Linked DNA regions of Homo sapiens: region 2 is linked to region 1. The links are chromatin contacts, found by Hi-C or POLR2A ChIA-PET in ENCODE. All regions are on one chromosome and are shown on one strand. Each heading gives the region's core, a stretch centred on a gene start or an enhancer-like site at or near the end of the contact. The rest is flanking DNA. Distances are from core to core; before and after follow the strand shown.

The links. Hi-C counts contacts between places; a loop is a spot of excess contacts on that map. ChIA-PET counts read pairs that join two places held with the same protein, here RNA polymerase II (POLR2A).
Region 2: a loop to region 1 is called in a map of ascending aorta, with 2.1 times the contacts of the local background. The contact joins two enhancer-like sites. A Hi-C loop is called at or near these places in 1 of 168 maps with a recorded cell type or tissue (ascending aorta). POLR2A ChIA-PET finds 5 or more read pairs at or near these places in 1 of 52 experiments (PC-9).

What each region holds. Positions count from the first base shown.
Region 1 is chr10:5,078,232-5,081,771 of GRCh38, reverse strand. It overlaps LOC107984198 (a long non-coding RNA gene), which reads right to left. Exons shown (of 5, transcript XR_001747341.2): 5 at 801-1,026. It also overlaps a transcript of AKR1C3 not described here. Among named protein-coding and RNA genes, the nearest start is that of AKR1C3, 14 kb to the left of the region's middle. Within about 2 kb of position 1,776, at least 3 of the 41 ENCODE cell types and tissues checked have a DNase peak (open chromatin) inside an H3K27ac peak, as active enhancers do; they include PC-9, where a contact is called at or near this core.
Region 2 is chr10:5,532,923-5,536,616 of GRCh38, reverse strand. No RefSeq gene overlaps it. Among named protein-coding and RNA genes, the nearest start is that of CALML3-AS1, 8.5 kb to the right of the region's middle. Within about 2 kb of position 2,161, at least 5 of the 41 ENCODE cell types and tissues checked have a DNase peak (open chromatin) inside an H3K27ac peak, as active enhancers do; they include PC-9, where a contact is called at or near this core.

The sequences.
Region 1 (3,540 bases), core at 527-3,026:
GCTGGGCAGTGATGTTTTGCAGAGAAGCCTCAGGGGAGAGACACAGGAGAGGGAAGAAAATGGGGAGTAATGCTGCCTTTGAATTCACACCTAGAAAGGAGGCAGAATCAGGATTAGTGAACAATATTCAGGATTTTGCTTAGTTGGTTGGCTTTATGGGAGTCCTGAGAATGTTGGCTGGTGCCAAAGTTGAACGATGTACTGAGAGAAACAGCCTTCCCTGAGTAAAGTAAAATTATGTCATTAACCACAAAATATATTTCTTATATACAATGATTGTTTTTCAGAGACTCTCAAAACAAGTGCTTATTTTGGAGGAATATTTTTATTCATGTGAAAGCAAGTTTTTGGTCAATGCAAGCATTTTGGCCACATAAGTCAATGGCCACTGCGGCCCAACTGTCCCTCAGAACAAATGTGTTTAATGAAGGTGACACCATCCTTATAAAATCAATAAAACTGAATGAATGTCTAGGTTTTTAGCAAAATCAAAGCTTTTGAGTTGAAGGGTAGTTAAACATTAACCAGCTATGCCCCACAGGCCACTTTCTTATAGCTGCTTATAGCTTATAGCCTGTATTACAAGGCCCTAACTTCTATAGATAACTTCTGTAATGTGAAGAAGTTTCAAATTTTCCATATTTTCCAGATCCTGCATTCCAACAGATCCACTGATACCATCCTGTGTAAATACCCACTTTAAGGAACTGATTTGATCCTAGAATGCACTTACTATATCTTTATGTTTTCATCCCCCACACCCTAACTAATCAGTAACCCCCCCACTCCTCAGCCCTCTATCTGCCAAAAGTCCCTTGAAAACCCCATTCTAAAACTCCTTGGGGCAGTGAATTTGAGGTTGCGTCCTACCTCCTCCTTTGGCCGTCATTTGATCATTCAACTCTTTGTCAGTGGCAACTCCCGCTATTTTGGTGTGTTGGTTTGTTACTACACAGTGAGCACAAACATGGTGGTCCAATACAGAGGCTCTTCCTGTCAGGTGTCAACCAGAAAGTTCATCTAACACTACGAAGAAAGTGAGACACAGATAGTGGCTTCCTTAAGATCCTTCCATCCTTCCTAAACACTACACATTCAATGGCAGGCTCTGTGAAATCTTTGTTTGTTTGTTTGTTTGTTTGTTTGAGACGGAGTCTCAGTCTGTCACCCAGGCTGGAGTGGTGCAGTGGTACAATCTCAGCTTACTGCAACCTGCACCTCCTGGGTTCAAACAATTCTTCTGCCTCAGCCTCATGAGTAGCTGGGACTAGAGGTGCATGCCACCATGCCCAGCTAATTTTTGTATTTTTATTAAACATGGGGTTTCACCATGTTGGCCAGGCTGGTCATGAACTCCTGGCCTCAAGCAATCCACTTGCCTTAGCCTTCCAACATGCTGGGATTACAGACATTAGCTACCGCACCCAGCCAGGCTCTGAGAAATCTTATAATTACAAAACTAAAGGTGATAATTATGCAAGTAAGTATACTTGCACAAGGAAAGATTTTTTTCTCAACACGATTTTTAACATTTTCACACACTCATTCACATTCCCATACAGTGTTTCCCATCTCCACATCTTAAGATGTTCTTACTCCACATCTTAACCAGACGCTCTTACCGGCCTATGTCCGGACATGGGCAGTGAGAGGGAAGGAAAGAAAAAAGACAAAGATCTTGGCACTGATGGACCTCAGTTATGTAAATACCAGTATAGAGGCCGTGCACAATTCCTTCATTGCCATTGTCCAGGTCATGTTTGCTCATTCCCTGACTCTGATTCATTATTTCGCTTTAACTTTTCTGCTTTGCATACCATGCAGATACCCCTGCAGGTGCAAAGAAAATTTTCTTTCCTCGCCCTTCTGAAGTTTTGGTGACTTGATTACATAAGATACACTGACAATGGAATAATTAACATAAAATGCATATAAATTCATATACATGTACATGGAGCAGCAAATATGAGACTCCAAGCAGGACCAGATGATTGAAGATTTCCTCACATCCTGAGGCTACAGAGAGAATAGGGGCTTGGGGTCTCTCGGGGAGGTGGGGTCTCAGGTAATGGGGGAGAGAGAGAGGTATGCTTGGTGAGCCAAGGCTGTCCCCACACAGATGTGAGTCTCTCAGGGGCTCCCCAAGCTGCCCTCAGGAAGATAGACAGTGGCCTATGGAGAAGTTTCTCAGTCAGACCTTTAAAGCATTAGGATCTCAGTCTGTTTTTCCTGGGAGTTAATCTTTCCTTGATCCAATTAGGCAGATAAGGTGGGGGTGGGGTGTGCCTCAGAGAAATGCTTTTCTCCTCTGTTCACTTCACTAACGTGTATTTCCTCAGCACTTGCAAATCTCTGCCAGAGAAGAAAGCTTTTCAGGGCTATTTCTGTGTCTGCAGCCTCTCTGAATTGTAGCCCCTCTTAACAGCAAGATCAAAATATACCAAAAAAGTACATTTTGAGTGGCACATTTTGTTTTATTGCACCCTGTATGACAAGTCTTAAAAGCTAAGAGTGCACCATGAGCTCCTCAGTTGGGGGCCCCACTCCTGCCTCCTGGGAAGGCAGATACCACCCTCAGACACACTGGACAAGAGCATCAATAAATGAAATGATTTTAAAACAAATAGCTCCATTTTATGTGCCTATTTCCAACCACCTGGCACAAAAGTAAAACACCTGTGCAACTCAGAACAAGTACAATGATCCAGGCTGGCTACTGGAAGGTCTAGCATGCCATCCAAGTCCTCTAGTCATGGTAAGTCAGCAAGACTCACAAGGAGACTGGAGTTAACACTATCGAGACACCTTTACATGAACACGTCTAGTGAGTGTTAATGCCTTAAAGAAGGTGGAGGAGAAATGTCTGCACCCAACAGCAGAAGGGCCTGTTCTACTCATCACTGCAGACCAGGCATCTGAAGCTCTTCTTGTCTTATTTAACCTTGAGGCAAATAGTCCCTTGCTTCAATGGCAAATATTTTCAACTTACCATGCTATTCACAAAGCAGAGATAACAGCATTTAAACCACATGTGCTCTTAATCTCTCTGGGCCCTGCCTATATGTATGAACAAATTTAAATTACTTGCATGTCCTCCAGTGAGATCCCTATTCTATTTAAAAATCATATTGAGGAATATGTCGGACTGGAGAGAAAATCAACTCACGAACAGGTACTGTACTTTGCTGATGACCTGCCTTGCATTTAACCCTTTTTTCATTTGACCCAAGAATTCTCACCAGTGGCACTCGTGGTGGCAGTTTACCCTGAGAAAACTTTGCCACAAACTATCTCGCTTTTATGATTATGATTATGGTTATTATTATTTGAGACAGATTCTTGCTCTGTTGACCAGGCTGGAGTGCAGTGGTGCAATATCAGTTCACTGCAACGTCCGCCTCCCAGGTTCAAGTGATTCTACCTGCCTCAGCCTCCCGAGTAGCGGGGACTACAGGCACATGCCACCATACCTGGCTAATTTTTGTATTTTCAGTAGAGACGAGGTTTCACCACCATTCACTGGCCAGACGAGGTTGGCCA
Region 2 (3,694 bases), core at 912-3,411, 450 kb before region 1:
AGCCAGAGGCTGGACCATGGAATTCTCACAACCATCAGACGTAAGACAGCAAGTGGAGGATGCGGTTCCTATCAAGGCCTGATAATCACAGCTGAAGTTCTCCCCTGTCAGAAAGAGCCACAATAATGGTGCTTATGCAATTACAAATGCATCGTGCACCTTTTTTGTCCTCTCTTGGATCCCACAGCCAATATTGGAGTGATTTTAGTTCCAAGATGTGTACCACGCCTGTTTGTATGTTGTATTAAACAGCCTGCCTGAAGGCAGGAGGCTCTCGGTGCCTGGTAAACAGCACAGGGCCTGGTCCACAGCAGATGCTCAACAAATAATTGTAAGACTGGCGAATGCATGAATGAATGAAATATGCATTGAAATAAATCTCTGATTTTTCATTCTCTAAATGCCATCCATATATCTTTGTGTTCATTACAGCAAAAGAGGCCATAGCAATAAAGATAGAATCACTACTTATGGGGGGGCCATTCTCTTTTCACACCTACTACCTTCCCTTCCAGAGGGCTGATGCAGGGTTAGAAATGAGAATGTGAGGCCAGCCGCAGTGGCTCACGCCTGTAATTCCAGCACTTTGGGAGGCCAAGGTGGGTGGATCACCTGAGGTCAGGAGTTCGAGACCAGCCTAGCCAACATGGCAAAAACCCCATCTCTACTAAAAATACAAAAATTAGCCGGGCATGGTGGCTGGCACCAGTAATCCCAGCTACTCTGGAGGCTGAGGCAGGAGAATCACTTGAACCTGGGAGGCAGAGGCTGCAGTGAGCTGAGATCATGCCACTGTATTCCAGCTTTGGTGACAGAACAAGACCTGTCTCACACACACACACACGCAAAAAAAAAAAAAAAAAAAAAAAAAAAAAAAAGAAAGAAAGAAAGAAAAAGAAAGAAAGAAAGAAAAGAGAATGTGGAAGGGAATAGATTCCAGCATCACGCTCTATTTTCCTTGCTGAAGCCTCTGTGTTCTAGGTTAAATAAATCTGTTTTTAGCCTTCCTTCTTTGGAGTTTCCTGAGGTCCCTGCAGGTTTTTTTTTTTTTTTTTTTTTTTCGTTTTTTTTTTTTTTTAACAGAAGGCTTGGTTATTGCAAAACCTCTTTGCATGTTTTTGTTCTCTTTCAGTGGAGACTCTGTTTGGCAATAGAACTAAAGTTTCCTCACAGGTTTTGGGTTACAGATAGGGTCTTACTCCATCCCCAAGTCTCCTTTGGGATCACAGTTTTTTAAGAATTGTGACTGTGCAGAACCAGGGCTTGCATAAGGCCACCAAGACTCTGGATTCAGAAATGGAAAATTTCCTTTTAAAATTAGGTAGGGGAGTTTGAACCAGGATTTTTATTTGGATAGCCTAATTCTTGGAAATGCAGCTGGTATCCCTTGGGATATTCCATAAAAACTTTCACGCATAGCTTCAGGCATTTACTTATTCCTTGTAAGTCTTGATGGAGAGAGGTTTCCACACAAAGTGCTGTGATCAGGACTTCAGGAAACACAAAGAGGCTTTTTTATTCTGCGCAGGCCAGGTTCCCACGCAGGTGAACTGTTCTGCAGTTTGGTTTCGCCTGCAGACATCTCCAAATCTGTGCTATGGTGAAATTCTTCCTCAGGTCGAATCAAAATCTTCTCTGTTGATGTTTAAGACCACTTTTTTGTTTAAGGCCATTTAGTTTTTACAGGAAAAGAGGAACAGCTCTTTACCTTCTGCCTAATCTCCCTTTCTGAATTGAAAGACTGTAATCTAATCGCTGTGAAGTATTTTCTTTCCCAAGCGAAAGAATCACAATTCTCTGAGCTTCTGCTCTTTGGCGCATTGATAACCACGGGCGGGAAGAGTGTTGGGCAGCGTTTAGAGTCTCTGGCAGGCTGACCACACACTCTGGGTTGTTAGAAGCTCTTTCCCGACTACATCTGTCGTCTAGGCCGGGAGAGTTCAGGGAAAAGTTCTGGGGCTTCAAGCCTGCTGTGCAGAGGGAGAAACTGAGGACCAGGTATGAGCCGAGCCCAGCCTGGCCGACGGGTCCTGCGGGTGGCGCAACGTGAGGCGTCGCTTGGTATCTGGATTCTCTCGAGTCCACAGGCAACTGGCATCGCTTATTAGTCACCCTCCATTCAGTGTGTAACCTGACAATATCAGCGGTGCTTTCCGGACAAAGAAGCTAACAGAAGAAAGCCAAAGTTGTGTCATCAGGCTGGGCGGAACGAACGCGAGCCCATCAGCAAAGAGCCTGCTTTGATCTTCATCGTGGGAGGATGGAGGGTCTGATGAAGCCGCGACAGTCTGCGTCTGGGTGGGGCGGGCCCTGCCCTGGGAGCGCAGTGGGACGTGGTGAGCAGGGCAGGCACATAATTTGGGGGGCTTAATGCAAAATGAAAATGCGGGGCGCCTTGTTCAAAACTCATTAAGAGTTCAAGGCAGCAACAGCAGAGCCTTAAGCCAAGTGTGGGGCTTTCCTGAGAAAGGGCCTGTGCGCCTGCGAGGGAGCGAGGTGGGGGCATGTGGTGACCCTCCCACCTGTGGACCGTCTCTCTCCACGCTCCGCACCCTCCCTGGGAAACTTCATCCATTCTTCTATTTGGAAATCCTATTACCTGAAAATCAACGAAAACCTAGAATTTATCATCTGATCCCCCCTCCCATGTCCTCCAACCATCAAAATGTAATTGCAACCCATTTTCCTTTTTCTGACATTGTTCCCTCCCAGTTGCTACAACCTTGCTTCAAGCCCAGATCTCTCACTTGGGCCATTCCCAGGCTTCCTAATGAGTTTCCCTGTCTCACCCTGACCCTAATCTTCATCCCCTAACAGCTGCCAGCGTGCTTCCCATCCACCTCCTTCACACGTGTGACCCATGACTGTCCACTGCCCCTGGAGTTGAGCCCAGGCTCCGCAGGATGGCAGTGGGTGGGCCTCATTGCCCAGCACGCCTATCTCCCCACCGTCCTCGCCAGCATCTCCTCCCAGAGCACACCAGGCTGCCCCATGCATCCAGTCCACACACGCACTCAAACGGCCACTAAGCCAGGTTCCGCTTTAGATCTTGGCTGTGAAGACGCTAGCAAGAGGAGCTGATGCTTCGGTGGGGAGCAAGGCGGAAAAGAAACCCTCATGGGAATGGATCGAGGTGAGTGCCCGGGTTCCGGATGTGCAGGTGCAGGGTCTCCAGACCAGCCTGAGGCCGGAGGTCAGGGCTTGGAAAGTCAGGAGGGGCTTCCTAGAGGATCTGATGTCAGGATCAAGGGCATCAGGATGGGTAGGAAGTGGTCGCTCAAGAGGAGAAGAAGGCCTGCTTCGGGCCCTGTGCCTTTTCCCACACTGTGCTTCAGCCTGGGACACCCGACACCGCCTTGGCCTGGCTTCCCTGCAGACCTGGCGGACAAGTCCCTTCCCTGTGGAGTCTTTCCCGGTACCCACTCTGCTCCCTCCATGTGCTGAGCCATGGCAGACACCTCCTCTTCTTGGCTCCAGGGCACTCTCCCAGCCCTTGTGAGTGTCTCATCCTCGTCTGTTCACTGACCTCCCCTGTTATGTGTGAGTCTTTCTCTCTTGGCATCCCCTGAAGCTCACACACATGAGCACATGCCCGGCACTCAGCAGCATCGCAGAATGTGAGTCTGCATTGAGCCACTAGCTTTATTCTTACAAATGCTGTATTATTCAGAGCAGGGGGAAGTAGCTCTGGCCA